Linked DNA regions of Homo sapiens: regions 1 and 2 are each linked to region 3. A link is a loop called in an ENCODE intact Hi-C map of the cell type or tissue named here. Cell type or tissue: Caco-2. All regions are shown on one strand.

Region 1 (8,000 bases), 180 kb before region 3:
TTTTTGGGAAACCATTATATTTGCACCAGTGAGAAGTCAGAATCAGCATTTGGGCTGCAGTCATGGAACCATGCAAGAAACATTCAAAGCATTGGCTAAGCAGGATTTTTTTGTTTGTTTGACCTGGTGTCCACGAACAGGCTTCAGGGAGCCTGAGAACCTCCTAGACCACTTGAAAAATTCTGAATGCACTTTTCTAGGAAAGAGTTCACAGCGTTCATCAAATTTCCTCCAAGCAGCCAATGACCAGAGAAAGGTTAAAAGTCACTGACACAGTACCGTTTTCTGTGCATCTATATCCTGAATCCAGGGTGATGCCGCTGACTTGCCTATCTTTCTCCTTTGCTCTTCCTAGAAAAAGCAAGTGAGTCAGACCAAGATCCGGGTCATCTCAACCATCCTGTTCATCTTGGCCGGCTGCATTGTGTTTGTGACGATCCCTGCTGTCATCTTTAAGTACATCGAGGGCTGGACGGCCTTGGAGTCCATTTACTTTGTGGTGGTCACTCTGACCACGGTGGGCTTTGGTGATTTTGTGGCAGGTAAGCACCCTGGGCAGGCCAGGCACTGGGGCTCTGGCGGGAAAAATAATCTGTTGGCTGTGCTTTTCGCAATCGATAAAAGATGTTGCGGGAGAAGCAAATGAAGATGACTCAGTGTCACTACTGCTGTGAAGAGGCTCATTTCAAATCCCTAGTCCTATGTAATATAAATACCATAGGTTTTTTTCTGCTATGAAAAGAAAGCCAACCCTTTCCTTCTCAGGATGCTTATTTCCCTTATCGTCACACAAATTATGCAAGACTAAAGTGAATTTCTCATTAAATCTTGAACTTCTGAATTGAATTAAACCTCTCTAATCCAATGATAAAGGCTGTGTTAGGAAGTGGCACATAGGAAACTCAGATGAGATTAGCATAGAATTTGGTCTGCAGTGACCTGCAGGTTCAGCTTCCTGACTCCCAGGTGAGAGCCATTGTCTCTGCAAACGTTGTCCTGCACATGCCCAGATACAAAGCTGAGGACTTTGGTGACTATGGGGAGCTGAGAACTGCCCAGAGGGAATATAAGCTCATGGATTATGCAGGAGTGTATATACAAGCAATAGCCTTCCTTGTAAAAATAAATGTGGATGAGCTATGTTTAAGGAAGTGAAAAAAAAATCATCAATTTCATCTAGGGCCAGGGAAATTGCAAATGAAATGAGATTTAGTTTCATATGTGCACCAGTTTCCCAAAAGTGTGGTAGAAAGGTACGGATAGAAGGAAGAGGCCATCCTTCTCTTTTTCTAATAGGATAGTTCTAGATGTTCAGACAAGTGATCAGTTTCTACTACAAGAAGTGAACACTTTGATCAAACAACTCTATCATCTGTCACAAGTTTGAAATGTCTGGATGGAGTGTGTGTGTGTGTGTGTGTGTGTTTCCTTTACCAGTTCCTGGTGAAGTGGCAGCCTGACCTGAGCCCTAAGCAGACTGTTTTTTTTTGTTTTTGTTTTTGTTTTTGTTTTTTTTGAACAGGGTCTCCCTCTGTTGCCCAGGCTGGAGTGCAGTGGTGTGATCATGGCTCACTGCAGCCTCGGACCTCTGGGGCTCAAGTGATCATCCCACCTCAGCCTCCTGAGTAGCTGGGACTACAGACGTGTGCCACCATGCCTGGCTATTTTTTATTTTCATTTTTTGTATTTTTCGTAGAGATGGGATTTAGCCATGTTGCCCAAGCTGGTCTTGATCTGTTGGGCTCATGTGATCGGCCTGCCAAAGTGCTGGGATTACAGGTGTGAGCCACTGCACCTGGCCAGACTGTTCTTGTTTGGCGTGTGATCCCAGCAGTGTCTTGATTTCTCCATGGAATACTGTGCACATCAGGAGGATGGGTTCTGGTCTCTGGGAGTCTGGCAAACAGGAAATTCTGGAAGAGATTGCTGAAGGCTCATCAATAGGGGCATGCGTGCCTCCCTGTTAATTTTATAATACAAATAACTGGCAGAGTGGTTTTGTAGCTCTTCCAATTGGGCAGACAAAGACTGAATTCCACTTTGTAGAAATAATAGGGTTTTTTTTCCCCTTCCTTTTTATTGGTTAAGGACTAAGAATTGCAAAGTGACTAAATTTAGTTTTTTTTAGCTTTTAACTAAAAATTGATTTTTAGTCAGTGTGACTAAAAATCATTTACAGAAAGCCTGTAGCCTGGGACTCTACCCATTTTCCCCTTACGCACAGTGCTCAACCATGGATGTCTAGTTAGTGGCCTCAAGCTCCGAAGAGAGACTGTACAGAGAAACTGAGAAAAGTAAGAGGAACAGTTATAGATGTATTCCAGTTAATCCCTTGGCATCATCCGTAGCCGGTCCGTGGGAAAACTCAGTGGTGTTTCCAATCTAAGGCAAACACATGTAGTGGCAGCTGGAATTTTGAACTATTTCACAAACATCTTTAAGTATCCAAAGCATAACCTGCAGTGGGTGGTGATTTAGAGCTCTCTGGGATAGCACTGGGCTGTCCTGAGGACTGTCTATTATAAGATACCTGTGACAGACACAGATCTCTAACCAATGGCTCAGTTCAGTCTGTTAATCTGAGGCACAAATAGCAGAGGCCTGGGAGTGAGATTTTTTAAGTGATGCTTTTATTATTTGTTATCTACCATGGACTGAGCACTTAGTACAAACTAGTACTTTACCTTATCTTTACTTACCTAGTAAGGGCACAACCTACACAGTCCCAGGCATCCACAGTTTTACTGCCCTTGTCAGTGATTACAGAGCCATATTTCCTTTGTCCTGAGGTTTCTGTAGACCACGGTCTCTTAAAAGTCACAGTGCTGACTGCAGTTAGGCCAGACCCCTTCCAAGCTCCAGTTTTCCGAGCTTACACAGACCAATCTGGAGAATGCATGCCTGAAAAGACTGGAAGTTTATCTCTATCTTTTGGTAACAGTCTGCGAGTGATAGGGAAGGTTGCCCAATCATTGGAAAACGATACATTAACAAGAGTTGATGGTTGCTGTGATTCGACATAGTATGAACTCTACTAGAAATGTAATCAGATCATTGATCCTGCAGGATTGATTGCTGATTTATTTTGCAGCTGACTCACTTTAGGACAGCCTTACAATATTTCGCAACTCTGTCTGGGAGCACACACAGAACTCCGAATCCAGATAAGCAGCTCATAAAGGGATACTTAGAAGGGTGTTGACTGCCTGCTTCATTGTTCCTTGTTCACTAGCGCACCCTAGTGACCATCTTTGCTGGGTAATAGTGACTTGCAAAGGTAAATATTTACTCCCAGATAGCCCACAGGAGAAAGCTACAGATTTCTCTGGCGTAGCACAGAAACGAAATGAACCTCAAAAACCACTTACTGGTGCGGGAACTCAGATCGTATCCTACAGCTCTAATGATGCAGGAGAGAGTTGTCTGAAAGGAAAAACCAAAAGCAGCTGCACCAAACCGAAGGGGGCTTGGCACAGAGAAGTTGGAATTCTAACGTTAAGAAGTGGCAGCAGCTGTCGAGCCTCATGGTCTGCTGCGCTGTGTTGCTGATTGGGTTTGAGCTTGTCGAGAGGAGCCACAGGTCACATTTCTTGCCCAGCTGCCTTTGCCGTAAGACTCAGTGGCGCTAGATGTGGTTACAACCTTGGTCTGGTGGGAAAGTCTGTAATCACTCATCACCTAATACGATAGTTACCAATCCATTGCTAGTATCTGTCATCTTAGAAATGGCCACTGCCTGCTTCCTTAGGCAATAGCGTTTCCCAGAGAGAGATTGAGGCTGATGTCCGTTATTTCCAGGAGCTTCCTCACTTCTTTAGGACGGTGGGTTGGGCTTGCAACCTGTTTTGCATGGCTGCCTCCAGCAGTGTCTGTAGGAAGGTTAGAATAAATAGGCTAATTATTCAGAATAAATGACTGGTCCTTTCAATGGAACAGCCAGTCAATGCAATCAGGCAACTGGCCAATTTGGTTTGATGGATTTTTACTGTAATCCTTATTTATAAAATAAAGGGATTGGCCTCAAAGGTCCCTTTTAGTTCTAGTTTATGGTGACTCTAATTACTCAGCCTAACTGACCCTTTGGAGTAGCACTATGTAAACACCATTCCTCAGTTAGCATTAAATCACTATTGCTTGCATCAAAATCCCAGTAATGCCATTAAAGCTAATTTTACTTTCACACATCCACTTGTCTCTTAGTAAATGTATGGGTGCTTAAGATGGAAATGGTTCCAAGAATTCCAAACCATAGGGGGTGATATGATTATATTTGATTTTTATTAAAATAAATTTAGAGAAGTTTAAGAAAAAACAATGACAACCAGGCCTGATCTGTTGTCCTGTAGTTCAGAGTTATTCATCCTTAACGCTCAGGTCAAGCATTAGTAGGTCAAGTTGGCCACTGGCGTTTTTTATTTCTGGTATTAAGGTTAGTGGTCAAGAATCGAGGGAAGTAAAGCCTTAAGTTAGGCTTTTTTGGGTAAGGGATGGGTACCCCCCTTGCCCTCTAACCCCGGTCCACCTTGTACACAGCAAACCTAACAGCTGAGTGTTAAACAATGATGGATGACGTCTTCACTACATGGAATGGAATATGTGTTCTCTGCAAAGACCATATGCTAGATCATGGTTAAAGTAACATTTGGTTGTTTTCAGGGGGAAACGCTGGCATCAATTATCGGGAGTGGTATAAGCCCCTAGTGTGGTTTTGGATCCTTGTTGGCCTTGCCTACTTTGCAGCTGTCCTCAGTATGATCGGAGATTGGCTACGGGTTCTGTCCAAAAAGACAAAAGAAGAGGTAGGACCCCTTCCTAACCCTATGAATGTTCCTGAGAACAGATGAGCTTGTGTCCAGAATTGCCTGTCTCTGTCCTGTGGGCTGGAGTGTTTCTGGCTCGGTTTTGCAGGGGGAGCGGGGGGCGGGTCATAGGCTTCCTCATGTTGAATCAGTCCTTCAAAGCTAAGGAGAATAGAATACAGTTATTTCTGGATTCTTTTTTTGGCAGGTGAGAAAATATGGTGATTCGTTTACCAGCCCATAAATCCTGGAAAAACTAGTAAACAACAGCTGATTTTAAAAAAATGAAAATGAAAATAAATAGGAGAGGTAGACTATGGCTGAGTGTGTGTGTGGGGGGGTGCAGCCTGTCCTTCCGGTCTCAGGGTCTGTGCAGAAAGGCAGTTGAACGCCAAGAATCTTTCCTGATTCAGTAAGAAACTGAAATCATCGAACATTGACCAGCTACGGGGAAGTGAGCCCAATGGGCCTCTTTCACTTATCCCCTCTTGGTTGTCACATCCATAGAGACAAATATACATCCCTGAGGAAGGGCCGTGCATGTAACTTTACATGAAGGGAAGTAAAGGAAGACATATGAAGGAAAGATAGATTTTGTGATTAAAAAATAAATATTCATGTAGCTCTCTTAGGAAGAGAGGAAAAGAAAGGAGGAAGGCCAAGGAAGGAGAAAAAAAAGAGCTAAAAGAAAGGAAGGGAGATAAGAAAAACCAAAGAAATAGAGGGCCAGCCTCTGTTTGCTTCATTCTGTATAAAAGGCCCCAGGAGAAAGTTGCTGAATGGAGAGATTTCCCACATCAGTTTCCTGGGCCCATATGCTAATTTTCCTGGTTTATATAAGTAAGCCAGGAAAGTAAGCAATGCAATTTCCAGACCGGTTCCCCAGACAGCTAACTGACCTGCTGAAAATCAGCTATAACAAAAGAGAAGGGAACAACATGAATATTGACTTTCCTGGATGCACAAATTTGAGTTCCTCATTTGCAGAGGGAAGCATGGGACTTATACTGTCTGCCCTGTTCATTAAGAGCCAAGAAATTTGGTGCTGATCCTCAGGCAAAACTCCACTCTAAGGAGGCCTGTTCTGTGGGCTTTGGCAGAATAGGCCGTCTTCCTGCACCCTGACTGGGGGAAGTGGGTTACCAGGTGCCCTGGAGCATCTTCTTAAACCAGGGAAAGCCCCACAGCACATGACCATAGCATGGCCCAGATAGGGTGGCCACCCATCCCAGTTTTCCCAGGACTGAGGGAGTTCCTAGGACACAGGACTCTGTTTTAAAACTGGGACAGCCTCAGGCAAACTGGAACAAGTTGGTCACCCTGCCAGGATAGAAAACCAGAAAGGCAGGGAGGGCAGAAGGCCTGCTGAACATCTGCTGTGCCCAGGACTGAGTGAGGTGCATTTCCTTGTCTCAGGTGAGCTATATATGGTCACTCAAGTGTATGTTGGGGGAATGAGGCCATGCAATTGATAAGAGAGAGCTGGAAGCCAGGCCTGTCCAACTCCACATTTTAACCTCTCCTGCAGGATGCCGTCCCCCTCTCTTTAAGTCACCATCTCCAAATCTGAGGCTTCTTGGGGTTGCCCACCACGTGTGTCTCCCTGAGCCACCTTATTTACTAGCCAATTAGGGATGGGTGTCCAGGTGGCAGAAGTACTAGGGCAGAAGGTAGCATTTGCACCTCCCCCTGGGCATGTGCTCCGTCACCTCCTGGCCTCCCCGTGGGGACACCCGAGGGCTGTGGGTGCTGGGAGGCCAAGGCAGGGAGGCATTTGTCAGCATATTGTTGCTCTTCTGTCTCTTGGCCAGGTGGGTGAAATCAAGGCCCATGCGGCAGAGTGGAAGGCCAATGTCACGGCTGAGTTCCGGGAGACACGGCGAAGGCTCAGCGTGGAGATCCACGATAAGCTGCAGCGGGCGGCCACCATCCGCAGCATGGAGCGCCGGCGGCTGGGCCTGGACCAGCGGGCCCACTCACTGGACATGCTGTCCCCCGAGAAGCGCTCTGTCTTTGCTGCCCTGGACACCGGCCGCTTCAAGGCCTCATCCCAGGAGAGCATCAACAACCGGCCCAACAACCTGCGCCTGAAGGGGCCGGAGCAGCTGAACAAGCATGGGCAGGGTGCGTCCGAGGACAACATCATCAACAAGTTCGGGTCCACCTCCAGACTCACCAAGAGGAAAAACAAGGACCTCAAAAAGACCTTGCCCGAGGACGTTCAGAAAATCTACAAGACCTTCCGGAATTACTCCCTGGACGAGGAGAAGAAAGAGGAGGAGACGGAAAAGATGTGTAACTCAGACAACTCCAGCACAGCCATGCTGACGGACTGTATCCAGCAGCACGCTGAGTTGGAGAACGGAATGATACCCACGGACACCAAAGACCGGGAGCCGGAGAACAACTCATTACTTGAAGACAGAAACTAAATGTGAAGGACATTGGTCTTGGACTGAGCGTTGTGTGTGTGTGTGTGTGTGTTTTTAATATTCACACTGAGACATGTGCCTTAAACAGACTTTTTAGTCCAAAATTACATAGCATTGAAGAATATATTTCACTGTGCCATAAACAACTGAAAGCTTGCTCTGCCAAAAGGAATCAGAGAACAAGAACTTCATTTCAGATAGCAAACGCAGGACACACCAAGAGTGTCCGTGCACGTAGCCGGTTCTGGCCGTACATGTTAAGGGCATTTCAGTGGCAGTGCTGTACCCCTGGGCAGTGCTACCTGGGCACACACGTAGACAAGGGCAGCTATTCCTTAGACCAGCCTCCTGAAAGAAACAGGTGTGTCTTTTTAGTGGAGTCGTAGTAATATGTGCACACACAGAAGGGGACCTGATTGGGTGGGAGCTGGTTATGTGTAACTAGCGTTGGAGTTGACATTTTGGCATGTGCTCTGAGCTTGAATTTTGATACCAACCATTCAGTGCATCATACCTAGTCTTTCTATGCTCCAAATGAATGTCTGTGGGGACCTGAGAGCACCTGGAATTTGTTGGAAGCAGATCAGAGCACACGTACGAAAAGGTGCAATTGCTTTTCTCATGACAAAAGAAAAAAAATAATCACAAACACATCACACTGTGGATATCACCTTAACCAATGACAGAAGCCTGCTGAGTTTGGTCTTTCTCACAGGGGTAGGTAGTCCACATGAACTGGCGAGCAGTGGTGAAAACATGACATCAACTG
Region 2 (8,000 bases), 550 kb before region 3:
CAGTTTCCTTGTTTACACAGTCAAAGATACTGCCACTTACCTTCCAGGATTCTCGTAGGGATTATCCTGAGTTAATACATATACAATAGTTAAGCACAGTACCTGACCCAGAGTAAACACTCAAATTATAAAAGAATAAAGAGACGGAAAAAGCCTTACTGTTTCAGAGAGAGAGGGAAAACATAAAGAGATCGGAAAATAAAACTCACTGAACCATTACAGAAGCAAATGCCAGAAAGCATCAAACATTCACATCCAACATCAGAGTTCTAAAAACAAATGTCAAGAGGAAAGTAACAAGAATAGGAAACTTTAAACAGGCATGGTGGCTCACACCAGTAATCCCCGCACTCCCAGCACCTAGGGAGGCTAAGGTCAGATAATTGCTTGAGCCCAGGAGTTAAGACCAGCCTGGGCAACGTAGCGAGACCCGTCCCTAGAATTTAAAATGAGAGAGAGAGAGAATAGGAAAAACATAAAATAAAATTCGGTCAAACAGAGCCTTAACGGAGGAAACTAAATTTCAAAACACCATAACAGAAGGAGGTTTGGGAGAAAAAAAACAAGGTTGCAAAAAGATGATAAAGAAGTAACCAGGGAGTATAAGATTTGAAGAAGGTAGAAGGGAGTCTCTCCCAATGTCCAAAGTACGGTGAGAAATACGCATTCACTAAAATTCTATTAGCTGCAAACTCTAAATTCTGTAAGACTAACAACCAAAAAAACACTTACCAACATAAGCTCCTAATTCTTGTAATTTCCCCTTAATGGCACTCTGAGAGAAAAAGAGCAAACGTGCATGTGAGAAAGGCGGCTCTAGGAAAACAAGACCGGACTCTGCAGCGGCTGAGGCCACTTTGCTGGTGCGCGCACCTCGGATCCCCCGGGCGGGGGCTGGGAGGAGCCTCGCCTGCACCGCCCCCCACCCCGCACCCCACTCCAGCTCCAGCCCCAGCCCCGCGGCGCCCACCTCCCGCAGCGGATCCAAAGCGGCGCCGTGCGCCGCGGTGGTGGCTCCAGCCGGGCCTGCGCCTGTCCTTCCATTTCCCGGCGGCTACTTCAGCCGCAGCCACGCTCCGAGGCCGCAAATGTCCCCAGGGCCGAGGCGGCCTGGACGAGGAGGAGCCGCAGCCCGCCAGGAGCGTCCAGCGGAGGCCAGGCCGCGGCGTCCACCCGGGCCCACAGTCCCCGTTACTCCTGACAACCGCCCGCTCGCCGAGACCTGGCTTCCCACCCCCGACCGGCACGGGCCTCACCCGGATCTTGCGGCTGATCTCGGTGCCGATCTCCATGGCTCTGCGGCGTGCGGGAACTCAGCACTGCGCGGCGCTTGGCTTACCCGGAGGCTGCCGCGGACTCCTACCCCGCAGCCGGGACACCACCGCCTCCTCCTCCGTTCCGCCCCCGGCCGCGCACACGGCGTATCCCCGCCCCGGCCGGCACTGCGCGCCGGAGTGAACGCGCATGCGCCCGTGTCCGCGCCTGCGCACGCCTTCTACCCGCGAAACCTGTGCTCAGGCAAGGAGGGCGGCGGCGTGCGCGTGCGGGTGGTCTTGCAGCTCCGCCTCCCGGGCACCTCGGGGACCTTTCGTTAGTCTCTCTGCTGGCCCTCCGCTTATTCATTTTATTCTCTCTTGGATGGTAAGAATGAATTAAATGTGTAGCAGAAAGATCTTGGGCTGTGATATGAGACGCGAGTTCAAATCCAGCCCTCACTTACTGTCAGTATGGTATCGGTCCAGGTATTTCAACTTTTCTTACCTGTAAAATGGAGTCTGCCCATTAGAGGTTGCACTGCAATTACCCTTGAAGGGAAAATGGACTATCCAGAGCAACAGAGCCAATCCGTCAACTCTTTGACTCTGCAGTACACTGGCCCTCCTGGGTTTGGTTCTGCCTTCCTTCTTCCAGGGCCACCCGTGGCCTCTCCCCGAGACGAATCCCATCCTCCTGCTTCTCTGAACACCCTCCGTGGGACAACACTTTTGTTCTTAGGACTTAAGTTGTCAACTCTGTGCTGATAATGACCGAATTTTCCATCAGCCTTGAATTCTCACACAAACCCCACTCCCAAATTCTAAGTAACTACTCTTATTTTCTCCCAACTCAGCGCTTAGACAGAAGTCGCCTTCATCTCCCCTTCCTCCACTCAATAGGTTACTACTGTTGATTCCCCTATTTGTATCAATAGCCGAATTCTCCCTATCCCTGATCACAAAACCTGGGAAACAGAGGAAGCACAGAGAGGTCTCCTTTCTCCCTCATATCCACTAATTCCTGAGAGTGGTCTCTGTTATCCATTGCTGCATAACAGATGACCACAAATTTAGCAGCTTAAAACACAAACGTTTATCATCTCATGGTTTCCGTGGGTCAACCTCACTGGGTCCTCTGCTCAGGGTCTCACAAGGCTACAATCGTGTCAGGCAGGCTGTATTCTCATCTGGAGGCTTGACTGAGGAGGAATCTATGTTCAGGCTCATTCAGGTTGTTAGCAAGAATTCATTTCTGGCTGAGTGCGGTGGCTCATGCCTGTAATCCCAGCAGTTTGGGAGGCTTAGGCTGGCGGATCACTTGAGACCAGGAGTTCGTGACCAGCCTGGGCAACATGGCAAAAACATGTCTCTTCAAAAGTACAAAAAATTAGCTGGGCGTGGTGGCATGCACTTCTAGTCTCAGCTAGTTGGGAAGCCGAGAGGGGAGGATTGCTTGAGCCTGGGAGGCAGAGGTTGCAGTGAGCCAAGATCATGCCACTACAGCCTTGATGAGAGAGTGAGACCCTGTCTCAGGAAAAAAAAAAATAATTCATTTCCTTGTGGCTTTATGAGTAAGGACCCAGATTTTTTTCTGGCTATCATCTGGAAGCCACTCTCAAGTCCTAGAGGCTGCCCACAGTTCTTTGCCAAAGGGTTCACTAACATGTCTGTTCACTTACGCCAGTAAAAGCCAGGCACAGTGGCTCATGCCTGTAATTTCAGCTCAGTGAAGTAGAGGTGGGAGGATCACTTGAGACCAGAAGTTTGAGACCAGCCAAGGGCTTTCATTTAATTAAGTTAGGCCCACCCAGGACCTGACCCCAAAATCAGCTGATTCACGACCTCAATTACATCTGCCAAACCTCTTATTTTTGCCATGTTTATTACCTAAGCAATCCACACTAGGGGTCAGGAGTGGGTTGTGGGGACAGCAGAAGCAGGAGTTGTGGGGCTACCTAGGGTCTGTCACGTGGTCCTTTAATAATCTCATATAATCCTTTCTTGTGAATTCCTATGGCATCTATATGGAAGCTATTAGTATAATAATATATTCTGTGCAATGTTATTTCGTGTGTGTGTGTGTGTCTTCCCTAACAAAATTATAAACTCTCTGTAGGGCTTTATATTTCTCCAACCTTTCAGGATGCTGGACACATAGTAAGCACTCATTAAATATTAATAGGGTAAAAGAAATTAAAGACCTAATTTACAAAAGCATTCCTCAAGGATAAATCCAGTGATCATACACTCATTCAGCATTGATGACAGGCAGCAGAGCAGAATGACACAGAACAAGGGCACTGCAGCCAGACCGTCTGGGTCTGAATCCTGGCTCTGCCACTCCCTCTGAGACCTTCGGCAAATTGCTTCTCATCTCTGTGCCTCAGTTTCCTTATCTGTGATATAGGTATACTAGTTTCACCTGCAAAGGGTTACTATAAGGATGAAATAAGTTAATATTTGTGAAGTATATTGAACTGTGCCTGGCTTATAGCAGTACTATGCTTGCTGATTAAAAATTAAGTACCTGCACTGGGATACAGTGGTAGGAGCCAGAGCACAAAGAGGAGCAAGACCAACTCCCTGCTTTCATGACACTCACAATACAAAAGACAGATGAATTACTTTTATTCCTTTACCAGCCATTTCAGAACTAAGAACAAAAACATGTTTTACCATTACTGGGTACCCAATTCTCAGTCAATATTAACATAATATTGAGAATAACATTTAATAAAAAGTAATGTTTTCATTAAAACATATTCAGAGTAGGGAAACTTATTAAAATATATTCAAGAAAGCGTTAACTTTTAGGACCATGAGCTAACTTTTAGGACAACTGTGGAAAAGAGACTGAAAGGCTGCTTGAGACCTCCCACATTTAGATCTAAGATGTTATGATGTCTCGATCACAGGAGGGGCAAACCCACTAAACCAATGGTTCATTTGGTGTTCCAGTGCAGTTCCAGGCACTTCCCTGTAAACTGCAGCTTCACAAACTACATCACATCTCGAAGAAGATGTTCATGATAATGCCCTAAGAGAAGCCATTAGAGGGAGTAGGAGTGCTAGGCTTGAAAAAGACTATACTGGACAGTATTTTTTTTTTTTTCCCAGCTTGGAAATGTTCTCTGATTTAGGGGAAACAACATGTTTTCCTCTAGGGGACAGTGTGAAGACCAGATTTCAACAAACCCAAAGTGCCAGCTAAGAGGGCTCTGGGCTGTCTTCCAAAAAGAGAAGATGACTGAAAAGAGCATTGGCTTTGAAGTCAGAAGGGCTGAGTACCAACCCCATCTCCATGGAGCCATGAGTCTTCTAACATTGCCCCCCAACCACGTCTGCAATCTCTTCTCAGGTTGTATTTCAGCTGGATGTTGCACATCCTTTGCACGTGTGTGCGTGTGTGAGTGTGTAGAAGCACTAGGGGATGGGGGAAGGTGGGGTGGGAGTGGGGGTGTCTTCCTGCTTGAAAAGCTTTTCTTTCTTTTTTTTTTTTTTTTTTTGAGATGGAGTCTCACTCTGTCGCCAGGCTGGAGTGCAGTGGCGTGATTTCAGCTCACTGCAACCTCCATCTCCTGGGTTCAAAGGATTCTTCTGCCTCAGCCTCCCGAGTGGCTGGGACTACAGGCGCGTGCCACCACACCCAGCTAATTTTTGTATTTTTAGTAAAGACAGGGTTTCACCACGTTGGCCAGGATGGCCTTGCTCTCTTGACCTCATGATCCGCCTACCTCGACCTCCCAAAGTGCTGGGTGTGAGCCACCGTGCCAGGCCCAAAGCTTTGCTTTTCTTTGAGTACTCAGTCAACCTTTTTTTGTCAGCCTTTTGAGTCTGCTTTTCCAGACTCAAGCAGAAGCTGATCACAGTGATTAACGAGACATTACCAGTCCATTCAGACTATAAAGTATAACCATGTATAAATTTCCTCACCTACTACAATTACATATTCATCTGTTGTTCACATGGTGAGTCTTTGAGGACAGGGGTATGCATCTATTTACCTTTCTCCTTGCAGCACCTGGCTTCTAAATATATGTGGGCTGAATGGACAAGTGTTTTCCAATAGTGATTATCACATGGCATAGACATACTTGGATCAAAAGCCCTAAGTGTTGGGAATTACAGTCACAGCAGTCACTTGCTACTGAGGCAGACATGCTTCTCCATTTCAACAAACACACTGCCAAGATAATCATTTCTCTGATGTCCAGGGGAATCTATCCATAAAATGGTTGCTCTTTTGCAACTGAAAAGGTGTTGCATGTGACACAGTATTGAGTGTGGTAGGCAGAACTTAAGGTGCAGATTCAGAGACCGAAGACTTCACATTTCTATTTTTTTTTTTTTTTTTTTTTGAGACGGAGTCTGGCGCTTGTCCCCCAGGCTGGAGTGCAATGGCGCGATCTCGGCACACTGCAACCTCCATCTCCCGGGTTCAAGCGATTCTCCTGCCTCAGCCTCCCAAGTAGCTGGGACTACAGGCGCCCTCCACCACACCCGGCTAAATTTTGTATTTTTAGTAGAGACAGGGTTTCATCACGTTGGCCAGGCTGGTCTCGAACTCCTGACCTCGTGATCCGCCCGCCTCGGCCTCCCAAAGTGCTGGGATTACAGGCGTGAGCCACCGCGCCTGGCCACACATTTCTAGTTCTAGCCCTCACTGTCCCCTTCCTCAGGGATCATCTTTTTTTTTTTTTTTTGAGACAGCGTCTCACTCTATCACCCACGCTGGAGTGCAGTGGTGCGATCTCGGCTCACTGCAATCTCCGCCTACTGGGTTCAAGCGATTCTCCTGCCTCAGCCTCCTGAGTAGCTGGGACTACAGGCGTGTGCCACCTGCCCGGCTAATTTTTTTTTTGAGACGGAGTCTCGCTCTGTCGCCCAGGCTGGAGTGCAGTTATGCGATCTCGGCTCACTGCAAGCTCCGCCTCCCGGGTTCACGCCATTCTCTTGCCTCAGCCTCCCAAGTAGCTGGGACTACAGGTGCCCACCACCATGCCTGGCTAATTTTTTATATTTTTAGTAGAGATGGGGTTTCACCGTGTTAGCCAGCATGGTCTCAATCTCCTGACCTTGTGATCTGCCCACCTTGACCTCTCAAAGTGCTGGAATTACAGGCGTGAGTCACCGTGCCGGGCGTAATTTTTGTATTTTTTTAGTAGAGACGGGGTTTCACCATATTGGCCAGGCTGGTTCCGAACTCCTGACCTCGTGATCCACCCGCCTCGGCCTCCCAAAGTGCTGGGATTACAGGCGTGAGCCACCGCGCCCAGACAGGAATCATTATCTTTGCGTGGCAGGGCATTCATTCAATTTGGATTTTTGCAGATGATGATAATTTATACGGTGGGTATTCACCATGCTATCAAAACAGATTAACTTTTGAACTTCTAAGAAAACACTAGTCAGTGCACCCACCAAACCACAATTTCCTTTCCTTTTTTTTTTTTTTTTTTGAGACAGAGTCTTGCTCTGTCACACAGTCTGGAGTGCAGTGGCGTGATCTTGGCTCGCCACAACCTGTGCCTCCTGGGCTCAAGCGATTCTCATGCCTCAACCTCCCCAGTAGCTGGGACTACAGGCATGCTCTACCACGCCCAGCTAATTTTTGTATTTTTAGTAGAGACGGGGTTTCTTCATGTTGGCTAGGCTGATCTCGAAATCCTGACCTCAGCTGATCTGCCCTCCTAGGCTTCCCAAAGTGCTGGAATTACAGGCATAAGCTACTGCACCCAGCCTTCTTTCATCTTTTTGTCTTTCATCATTTTATGTGCTGGGCTTTCTTTTTACATTTTATTTATTTTAGTAAGAAATAACTTCCAGTGTAAAAGTATGTGTAAGTATGCCACCTTCTGGATAACAAGAGGGGGTAAAGATACTTATATGTAGTTTCTTGTAACTCTGCAGAACATCTTTGTAAGGATACAGAGGAATGAGGGAACACTGGTTACCTCCCAGGAGAAGAGCTGGGTGTCTAGCAGGCAGGGTGAGAAGGGGACTTTTTACTTACACCCTTTTGTATCTTTGGGGGTGGCACCATATAAATTATCTCACTTCCTTAGATATGCAACACAAGCTAATAATTTTATGTCTAATATTTTGAAGGTGTTATTCAAGTGCCTTCCCATGAATGTTCCTGCCAAATTAACATAGCTGAGGGAAAATAGGGCTTAGGTACTTGGTCAGTAAATGACATCTGTGGACTGTGAGGGAGGAAGTTCAACTCAGTTGTCTAACATCTCTTGGGTTTTATGGTCATTTTCTATTTTTAAAATTCTTTTATTTTCTTCCTGATTCAATTAACAAGTTTTTATTTAGTGCCTACTCTTTGCCCAGTACTGTCCTAGGAATCCTAGGAGATATAAAAGAAGCCGTCATGAAACAACTTTTACAGTTCTTGCCAAGTGTGGAGATCACTGTGGAATGGTGTGGCTAGAAAGTCATCCTGGAAGCAGAGTCTTACTTGCAGAGAAGCAGAAGGCTTAGACAAGTGGAAAGAGGGCAGGAGGGGCTGCTGGCCAGGGGCAAAGCTTGACAGGGGCAGAAAGCGATATAGGTGGTCAGAGAGGCCCGTTTGGAAAGTCCCTATAGGTCAGGCAGAAGAACTTAACCTTGGGAGTCCATTAAGAGTGATAAGAGAAGGAAGCCTGGTATTAGCAAGGAAATAAGAGAGAACTGAGAAACCAGATGCCAGGAGACCACCCTTGTTGCAATAATCCGGATGTAAAATGATGAGGGTTT
Region 3 (8,000 bases):
AACCAATCACTGTGGCTTTGATTGACTTATTTAGGTACTACGTGCTCCATTGCTAAAGCCAAGAACCATGTAGGTCTGGATGTCAGGCATTCCTAAAAAGAGGCAGCTCTGAAGTGTCAGCTGAAACATTATGAGATGTTACATTTAGAATGGAGAGTTGATTTCTCATAAAGGGTTACAGCCTGCAGAGTGGTCATTTTGACAGGCTGGGAAACGTAGCCTCTGGTAGAAGCCAGAAGGCAGGTACATTGAGGGAGGGGAGGATGGAACAGGGATTTATGCTGAACAGGTTAGCCAAGTATAAATATTTAGCAGGTTATAAGAGTAGCTATAAATATTCATGAAGGGTGTCCTAACGCGTGTGCACTGAATAAACATGCATGTTGCATGTTCACTTTTGTGTGGAGACTTAACATATAAATGCATTACAATTAGGCCTTGTATGTCAAAAGGTGAAGCAGAGACACAGAGGCATTCAAGTGCGCAGCCTCTGTAAACCAGCCAGAACCAGTCCATGGTTGGTGGTCTTTCATCAAGAGAAAGTTACCAAAATCAACCTCTTGTCACATCAGAGCTGTAGTGATGGCTTGTGGAACAGAGGGGTGAAATCAGGCTGCATCTGGCAATTGGTGAGCTGTAATTGTTTCAATATTTCTTATCTCGAGGCCAGTGCTTGTTTAGCTGCTAGAGAAAAAGAAAAATCTTGTGGCAGGTGGAACATAGTTTATTCTTTAAGTACGGGGGTATGTGACTTAACTCTTGCTTGGCGTGACCTTAGGTCTTGTTTACAATTTAGTATCTTATAGCCATAAAGAGTCCATTTTGTCAGTCTTATGATCTCCATTTTAACATTAACACTGGTCAGTTGTTGTGTCTAAGTTGTAAAACAGAGTGGGTGCAATGAGGTGTGTACAAGCTCCCATTCTGTCATGGCTAGGAACTCAGTTTTTAAGGTTTCTCTGGGGTCCCCCAGCCAAGAGGGGTCTTTTCAGTCAGTTGGGGGGCTTAGAATTTTAGGATTTTATTTTTAGTTCGCATGAGGATATACGACATTTTGAAGGAAACTCTACCTGATGCACAAGAATCTGGGCCATTAACTGGCTCCTATCAGGTCCTGCCCTGTGCCCCAAGAGATTCAGGGAGGCCGTAAAGGAATCAAGCAACCACTAAAAGGTTAGGCAATATTACCATCACTGGTGACTATAAATCAAAGACCCCTTTCATTTTCTTAGCATCATGTAAACCTCCCGATTCTGGTGTAAACCAAAAAGGGGAAGACAATCCCATAATGCCTGAGATGGAATTTCCTATAGCTTGGTGGTATGTGGGCTGGGATTTACAATTAAGCTGATAAAGAAAATGTAACAATGTTTTCTCGCAGCACTGATTCCATGAACAGAGATTCATGCCACTGTGTAGTCTGCAACAAAAGTAAGTCAACTGATGAACAGCTTACTAAAAATTTAAGGAAGGGATATCCTAAAAACATTTCTCATGAGCAAGGAATGATAGCTGGAAATTAACATGACAATTCTTGTTACTACTAATTTAAGATGAATAAAATGTCATTTGCTAATGTTTGTTCCTACTATTTTAGTTCAGCAAATGTAAAAATTATTAATAACAGCTTTCCTAAAGGGAGACTCTTTCTCTTTAACCTTACTTTCCCATATAATCTTAAAATTTTCCACCAGGAATACAAATAGCCCTAAAGGTTTTAGGAACTGAATCCTGAGGTTAGGACAAACTGTAAAACTGCAGCATTTTTAGTTTGTTTGATTAATTAACTTATTATTTATTTATCCAACAAACAATTGTGATTACCAGTGAGAATACCCTTAAAATTGTCCTTTCTGGAGATCAGAACAAGAATTGTTTCTAAATTTTCAATCGAGGTTTCCAAGTTAAATTTTTTGTTAGTGTCAACAGTCTTGGAGGCAATACCAGAAATTTTAGAGTAATTCTGAAAATAATTCTTTTAGAAGGATGCTTACAAGCTCAAGCAAATATCTAACAGCTTTCAATGAAATGCTGAGAACTAAAGTTAATATTTTTAACAGTATTGGCAAATCAAGTCATTGCAGGGTAAGCTTTCTTGCTTGTGTTAGATTTGAAGTTCAATGAACACACATTTCCTAGATAAAGAAATTTATAATTTTATTCTAGAATAAAATATAGAATTTTTATTCTCACATTGAATGATAATATGGAGACCTCTCTAGCTCATCCCTTTATGGCTATGTACCTGGATTGCTTTTTGAACATCGAATTGTAACATTATTTGAGGAGTCACAATCTATTTTTTAAATAAAAATGCACCGGTGCATCATAAAGAGCTTCAGAAAATTATAGGCAAAAGAAAAGTAAATTACAGGCCATTATATTTCTAAAATATGCAAATGCTAGTAAATTAGAACATGATTGTATTACTGTTCTTTGCAGGGAACAGATTTAACAATTCAAATACAAGATGTAATTTTTTAAGTGCTGAGATCTAACAATAAATTAGAAATTAAAATTATACATATGTTGAGTTACAGCTTGAATTTCATAGATAATAATTTCATAATAGTAGACAAAAATGCAAACTGCATATAGCTTAAATGTTCTCTTTCTATTTATATGAAAGTTGGCCACTCTTTTCTTACATGGGTAAGATAAGTATACAAAGACATATTTTTAATGCTATATCCACATTCCTGCAAGAATTAGACAACTTAACCTATGTTCTTTTACATATGGGTGGAACAATTTTCACCAGCTTTTAAAAGTTTGGAAAGACACATGGAATTTAAGCCAAATGAAATGACCTGATGATTGCCGAGCTTTCCAGAGAGAAGAGAAATGAATAGTGCAAATGAGATTTCAGCATTTTCCCCATTCATTTCCAGTTCCTGGGAGGGACTTCTTGTTTCTTGGTTGACAAAATATTATCCTGGGTTCCTCCGCTCTTCTGGAGTGGCGGCTAGTGGTGAACTATTAATAAGAGGTCCCGTACAGAACACGATCGTCACCTAGTGGCCACAAACAAAACTCCTGCATGGCTTTTCCTGGCCAGCCACAAGTGATGCAGTAAGAACAGCATCTTTGGAAGAGAAAAGAGGTACCATAACCCCCACATCACTTCCCCCTCACCCCAGATTCGATCCATTTTCCCATTGCAGGCTTATGACTCAGCCTCCCAAGTAGCTGGGATTACAGGCACATGCCACCAGGCCAGGTCTGGCACATTTTTGAATTTTTAGTAGAGACAGAGTTTCATCATATTGGTCAGCCTGGTCTCCAACTCCTGACCTAAGGCGATCTGCCCACCTCAGCCTCCCAAAGTGCTGGGATTACAGGCATGAGCCACCGCGCCCGGCTCAATATTTTGTTTTTTAATGTGAGGGCACCTCATGTTATCAAGACATTTGCTATCTGATCATTTTGGGGGGAGTGGAAAGAACAGGCAAGAAAAGGAAAGCAAAGAGAAAAGGAGAAGGGTAGAAAAATCCTTAAAAATATTTTGGTGAGGAAAATGTTTACTGAGTGTCTATTTACAACGAGGCAATTTACACAATGAGGATTCAAAAGAATATGTTGTATCAAGACTCTCTTTGCCAGGCATGGTGGCTCACGCCTGTCATCTCAGCACTTTGGGAGACCTAGGTGGGATGATCACTTGAGGTCAGGAGTTCGATTGAGACCAGCCTGTGCAACATGGTGAAACCCCGTCTCTACTAAAAATACAAAAATTAGCTGGGCATGGTGGTGGGTGCCTGTAATCCCAGCTACTTGGGAGGCTGAGGCAGGAGAATCGCTTGAACCTGGGAGGTGGAGGCTGCAGTGAGTGGAGATCGCACCACTACACTCTAGCCTGGATTACAGAGCAAGACTCTGACTCAAAAAAAAAAAAAAAAAGAACTCTCAAAATATTCTAACATTCTAAGTCCAAAAAGAAAGATATAATAGAACTATTTATTTGTCTATGCATTAAACTTCTGGTAATTTCAGCTATGTTATACCCAGTTATAAATTAAAAAGAGATCAAAATAAAACTCAGAGCCTATTTCCTTTTCCTTTATATAGAAATCTTTCAAGCTCGGTGACTAGGCTTTTGAACTAATGTAAACTTCGTGAGGCTTCATGAGACCATTTCTTTCATAGCCCCAGTACTTAACTCAAAACCTAGTTTATGGAATGGATTCAATAAATATTTGTTAATGAAGCCAAGTGATTAGATAAACAAAATGGAGTATAACCATGCAACAGAATACTATCAGGCCATAAAAAGAAATGAAGTGCTGATACATTCTACACATGGATAAAACTTGAAACCATTATACTAAGTGAAATACGTCACAGTAGGCCACATATTGTATAATTCTATTTATATGAAATGTTCAGAGTAATGAAAATCCTTAGAGACAGAAAGTAAATTAATAACTGGCATGGACGGGAGAGCAGGGAGCGACTGCTAAGAGTATAAGATTTCTTTGGTGGGTGATGAAAATTTTTTGAGTGTGGTGATGGTTGCACAGCTCTGTGAATATACAAAAAATCACTGAATTGTACACAATACAAAGTTGAATTTTAAGTTATGTAAATTTTGTGTCAATAAAGCAGTTATTTTATACAAGATAAAAAAATAAAGATTTGTTAATGAATGAGGAGATTAGAAGCAGTATTCAGTAGCTGGGGTTGTTGGAGACCGGTACACAAAATTAGGAGACCTGATGGCTGACACCCTGGAGTCCAAAGAAAGAGTGAGAAAAATCATAAACCCAGACACAAAGGAAGAAACAGTCCCCTACATACTTTACTGACTCTAAGGGATTATAGCACAGATACAAAAACAATTGGCATTAACAATAAAGACCCTGAGTCATTAAGAAAATATTGATCTTTGTTTAATATACATCATTTAATAAAACGCAGGGAGGGAGCTGTACAATGCAGTTTTAAGATATTTTTATTGGACTGGATTAAAACATCACTCTGAGAACACTTAGTCCCCTCACATGCTAGATTTCCTTTTCAAAATGTAATCTTGATGATATAATAATGCATAACTTAAACTTCCCTTCCCTTCAAAACATCCTTGGTTCTACTCAAGGACCTCTAATTCCATAGTATCTTTTGTAGACACAGAAAGTATGCGTTTTCTTTGTCTTTGTGATGTATTACACCTCCCAGTGCAGAATTTTAATATATTCCACATATCATATCTTCCTGTTTCGGTTACAAAACAGTACAGAATTGGATCAGCAACACAATTTAAACTTGTTAATGCAACCGTGATTCTATACATTGTGTAAGTTCGCTTCCCAGAATTGCTGTGGTCTTCGAAGTTCACAGCATGCTCTAAAATGCAGCGAATCAGCAACATCACATGAAAGGGAGTAAAGCATAAGACAAAAGTAACTGTGATGCTGACAAGTAGTTTTATGATTCTCTTCTTTTCCTTGTTTTCCGTGGCTTTATTGTGCCGCACAGCTTGGTAGACTTTCCGGTTGCAGATCAGGATGGTGACCAAAGGTATTGCATAGCCTGTACACGTCCTGAACAAGTTGAGGTTGATTTGCCATTTCTCTAAAGGGTATTTGTCATAGCATAAAGTAAAATTAGACTTTTCGGCATCGCAATATTCAACAACTGTTTCATCTTCCCACAACATGACAGCATTGAAGATGGTTTCCAATATCCAGATGGACAGGCTGACCATGAGTGCAAATCTTCTTGTCCTTAGGAAAAAAAACTTCAAAGGGTAGACAACAGCCAAATACCGATCAACGGCAATGCAGGTGAGGAATGCTGTGCTGCTGTAAAAATTCATGTACATGAGAAAAGCACTCCCTTTGCACAAGGCAGGAGAGAAAGTCCAGTTGTCTTTATTCCAGGTATAATCAATCCATAAAGGGAGAGTTAATGCATAGAGTAAATCTGATAGTGACAAACTGAAGAGGTAAATTCCTAGTTCACTTTCCTTCTTTGCTTGCAGGAAAGACACACACAGAGATCCAATATTGGCTGGAATGCTGACTATAATCACAAAGATGTAAACAATGGGAAACAAATAGTGATCCAGGTCATGCTGTTCTTCAATACATGTGCTGTTCATTTTTTCCTTTTTAAGGTAGCAATTATATTAGTTCTTAGAAAGTAAACAGAGAAGTCTTGTCTCTTTGTAGTTTGTTTTGAACATCGAATTCGCTTTTACTGAGAATTCTTTTTCAATTTTTCTTTGTTGTCTAAAGTTCTAATTAATTCATCAATGCTTTTAAAGGGTGGATGTAGATCAATTTTTACACAGATATCAGCAGTTGGAAGTAAAAATCCAGGCTCCTGGCAATTGGCTAAAGGGGTCAACTGAATTTAATAAACAGAAGTCCATGTGTTCATTATCACAGAACGCTGACAAACAGCCCACAAGCATCAACTGAGGCATTTGTAAGTGTACATAGAGAGTTGTCCGCAATTTGTTTTTCTTCATAAATCTCACAGTAGATTGGTGCAAACATGAATATACAAGGCTTTGTTTGCACAGAGATTGGTATTTCCTTTTAAAATTCCTTTCCTTCTGTAATGAAAGATGAATTAAAATTGTTTAGATGTTTAAGATGCATGACTTCATTACAATCAGGATTTTGAAATAATCCCTTTTTGTTTCATGTATTGAAGATATTGAAAATGCATTAAGTTACAGTGAAGGTGTTTAAAATGGGAAAATTATCTTATTGACTTCAGTAAATAAAATCAAGTCAAGACATTTTACTTATATCAAATAAGAACTACCTGAGGCATGTTAGATTAGAGCGAATTATATTTCTCAATGGATATAACCCAAGAACACAAAACTCAATTTAAAAAGTCATTTCAGCAGCTAAAGATAAAAAATTCTGTTATTTGTCTGTGATTGGTAAATACTTTTGCATGTGTGATCAACTGTATGGTTATGTGATTTCAAATTTCTAATTTCATATTCAATCTAGGTGTACGGCACTTTCAAAAATCACCTTATTATCCAAAGAAATACTATAATAGAAATACAATAAAGTTTTAGAATTTTAAAATGTAGCAGTTTGTTAAGCCTTAGCATATAATTAGACAATCCTACTTCTGTTTATCTTTTTATTTCCTTTGTCGACTAACTCACTTTATTTTTCTTATACTTTTATAAATGAGAGGACAGAATGTTCTTATTCTGGGTAAAATCTTGGAATCATTAATTTCCACCTTTATATCTGATGGTTTAAGAGGTTAGTGTCTTTTTAAAGCTATGATGTCATAGATTCACATAAGAGTAAAGGTTCCATCCTTCTCTCCATACTGGAGTAGAGAAATACTTTGTCTATATCCCTTTGCTGCTGAGGCCTACTGGTGGCTGAGATCATTTACATGGTGAATACCTTCACAGAAAGCTTTCTAGAAACACTATTCAGGGCACCAGAATCACTCCCTCCCAACTGTTGATGAATCCTGAGCACAAAAAGACCTGCCATCACAAGTCACAAGAATTCTACTAGCAGAGTAAATCATATGGGAAAATATATCATATTTCACTCTTAAACAGGTAACTAAAACTCCTGAAAACTTTTAGCTTTATCAACCTAAAAAACAGGAATAAAATGTGAAAAACAGCCTTTTAAATAAATAGGGAAGCTTCCAAAGGGGGGGAAAATTTGTGATGGAAGAAAGGAGGTGGGAGCTGTTATCAGGGAGGTGAGTGAGCGCCGGAGCTCTGGATGGCCTGAAGACATATGTAGATCTGGAGGAACTCACTAGGGATCAGAGAAACTAGAGACAAAACTTGGGCCTATGCAGGTAAGAAGGGGTCCTTGACCATCCCAAACACATGGGATCCAGAACCTCTGCTGTCAGGGAAAGGGTGAACTAGAAAATAAACAAAATAAAATAAATTCCACAGACATTTGCAGACAGTAGAGAAAAGATGGCAATTTCCCTGCCTCTGCTTGGTTTCTGTGAGGAGTTACAATAAAAAATTCTACCCTAAGTAGTTG

What was found. A loop is a pair of places that touch in the nucleus more often than their neighbours do. Peaks named below come from ENCODE experiments on the same cell type or tissue, not always from the same donor. Only the 100,000 strongest peaks of a DNase experiment are listed, where the experiment ranks them.
Region 1: a loop joins it to region 3, with 6 times the contacts of the local background. A loop is called at or near these places in 12 of 110 quality-filtered maps.
Region 2: a loop joins it to region 3, with 6 times the contacts of the local background. A loop is called at or near these places in 14 of 110 quality-filtered maps.

What each region holds. Positions count from the first base shown.
Region 1 is chr14:88,184,766-88,192,765 of GRCh38, reverse strand. It overlaps KCNK10 (potassium two pore domain channel subfamily K member 10), which reads left to right. Exons shown (of 7, transcript NM_138317.3): 5 at 356-542; 6 at 4,657-4,799; 7 at 6,611-8,000. The coding sequence ends at 7,231. Among named protein-coding and RNA genes, the nearest start is that of KCNK10-AS1, 28 kb to the right of the region's middle. RefSeq lists enhancers at 2,281-2,450, 3,351-3,490 and a silencer at 3,171-3,250. In Caco-2, a CTCF peak has its summit at 3,233 (motif pointing left); DNase peaks (open chromatin) are centred at 2,785 and 3,225; H3K4me3 peaks cover 419 bases.
Region 2 is chr14:88,556,426-88,564,425 of GRCh38, reverse strand. ZC3H14 (zinc finger CCCH-type containing 14) reads right to left here and starts at 1,389. Exons shown (of 17, transcript NM_024824.5): 1 at 1,257-1,389; 2 at 733-775. The coding sequence starts at 1,292. LOC124903405 (proline-rich protein 2-like) reads left to right here and starts at 7,636. Exons shown (of 2, transcript XM_047432047.1): 1 at 7,636-7,663. The coding sequence starts at 7,636. RefSeq lists a silencer at 891-1,600. In Caco-2, a CTCF peak has its summit at 4,366; DNase peaks (open chromatin) are centred at 905 and 1,455; H3K4me3 peaks cover 2,042 bases.
Region 3 is chr14:88,008,948-88,016,947 of GRCh38, reverse strand. GPR65 (G protein-coupled receptor 65) reads right to left here. Exons shown (of 2, transcript NM_003608.4): 2 at 2,137-6,559. The coding sequence starts at 6,100. The coding sequence ends at 5,087. Among named protein-coding and RNA genes, the nearest start is that of GPR65, 7.8 kb to the right of the region's middle. In Caco-2, a CTCF peak has its summit at 3,017 (motif pointing left); a DNase peak (open chromatin) is centred at 2,997.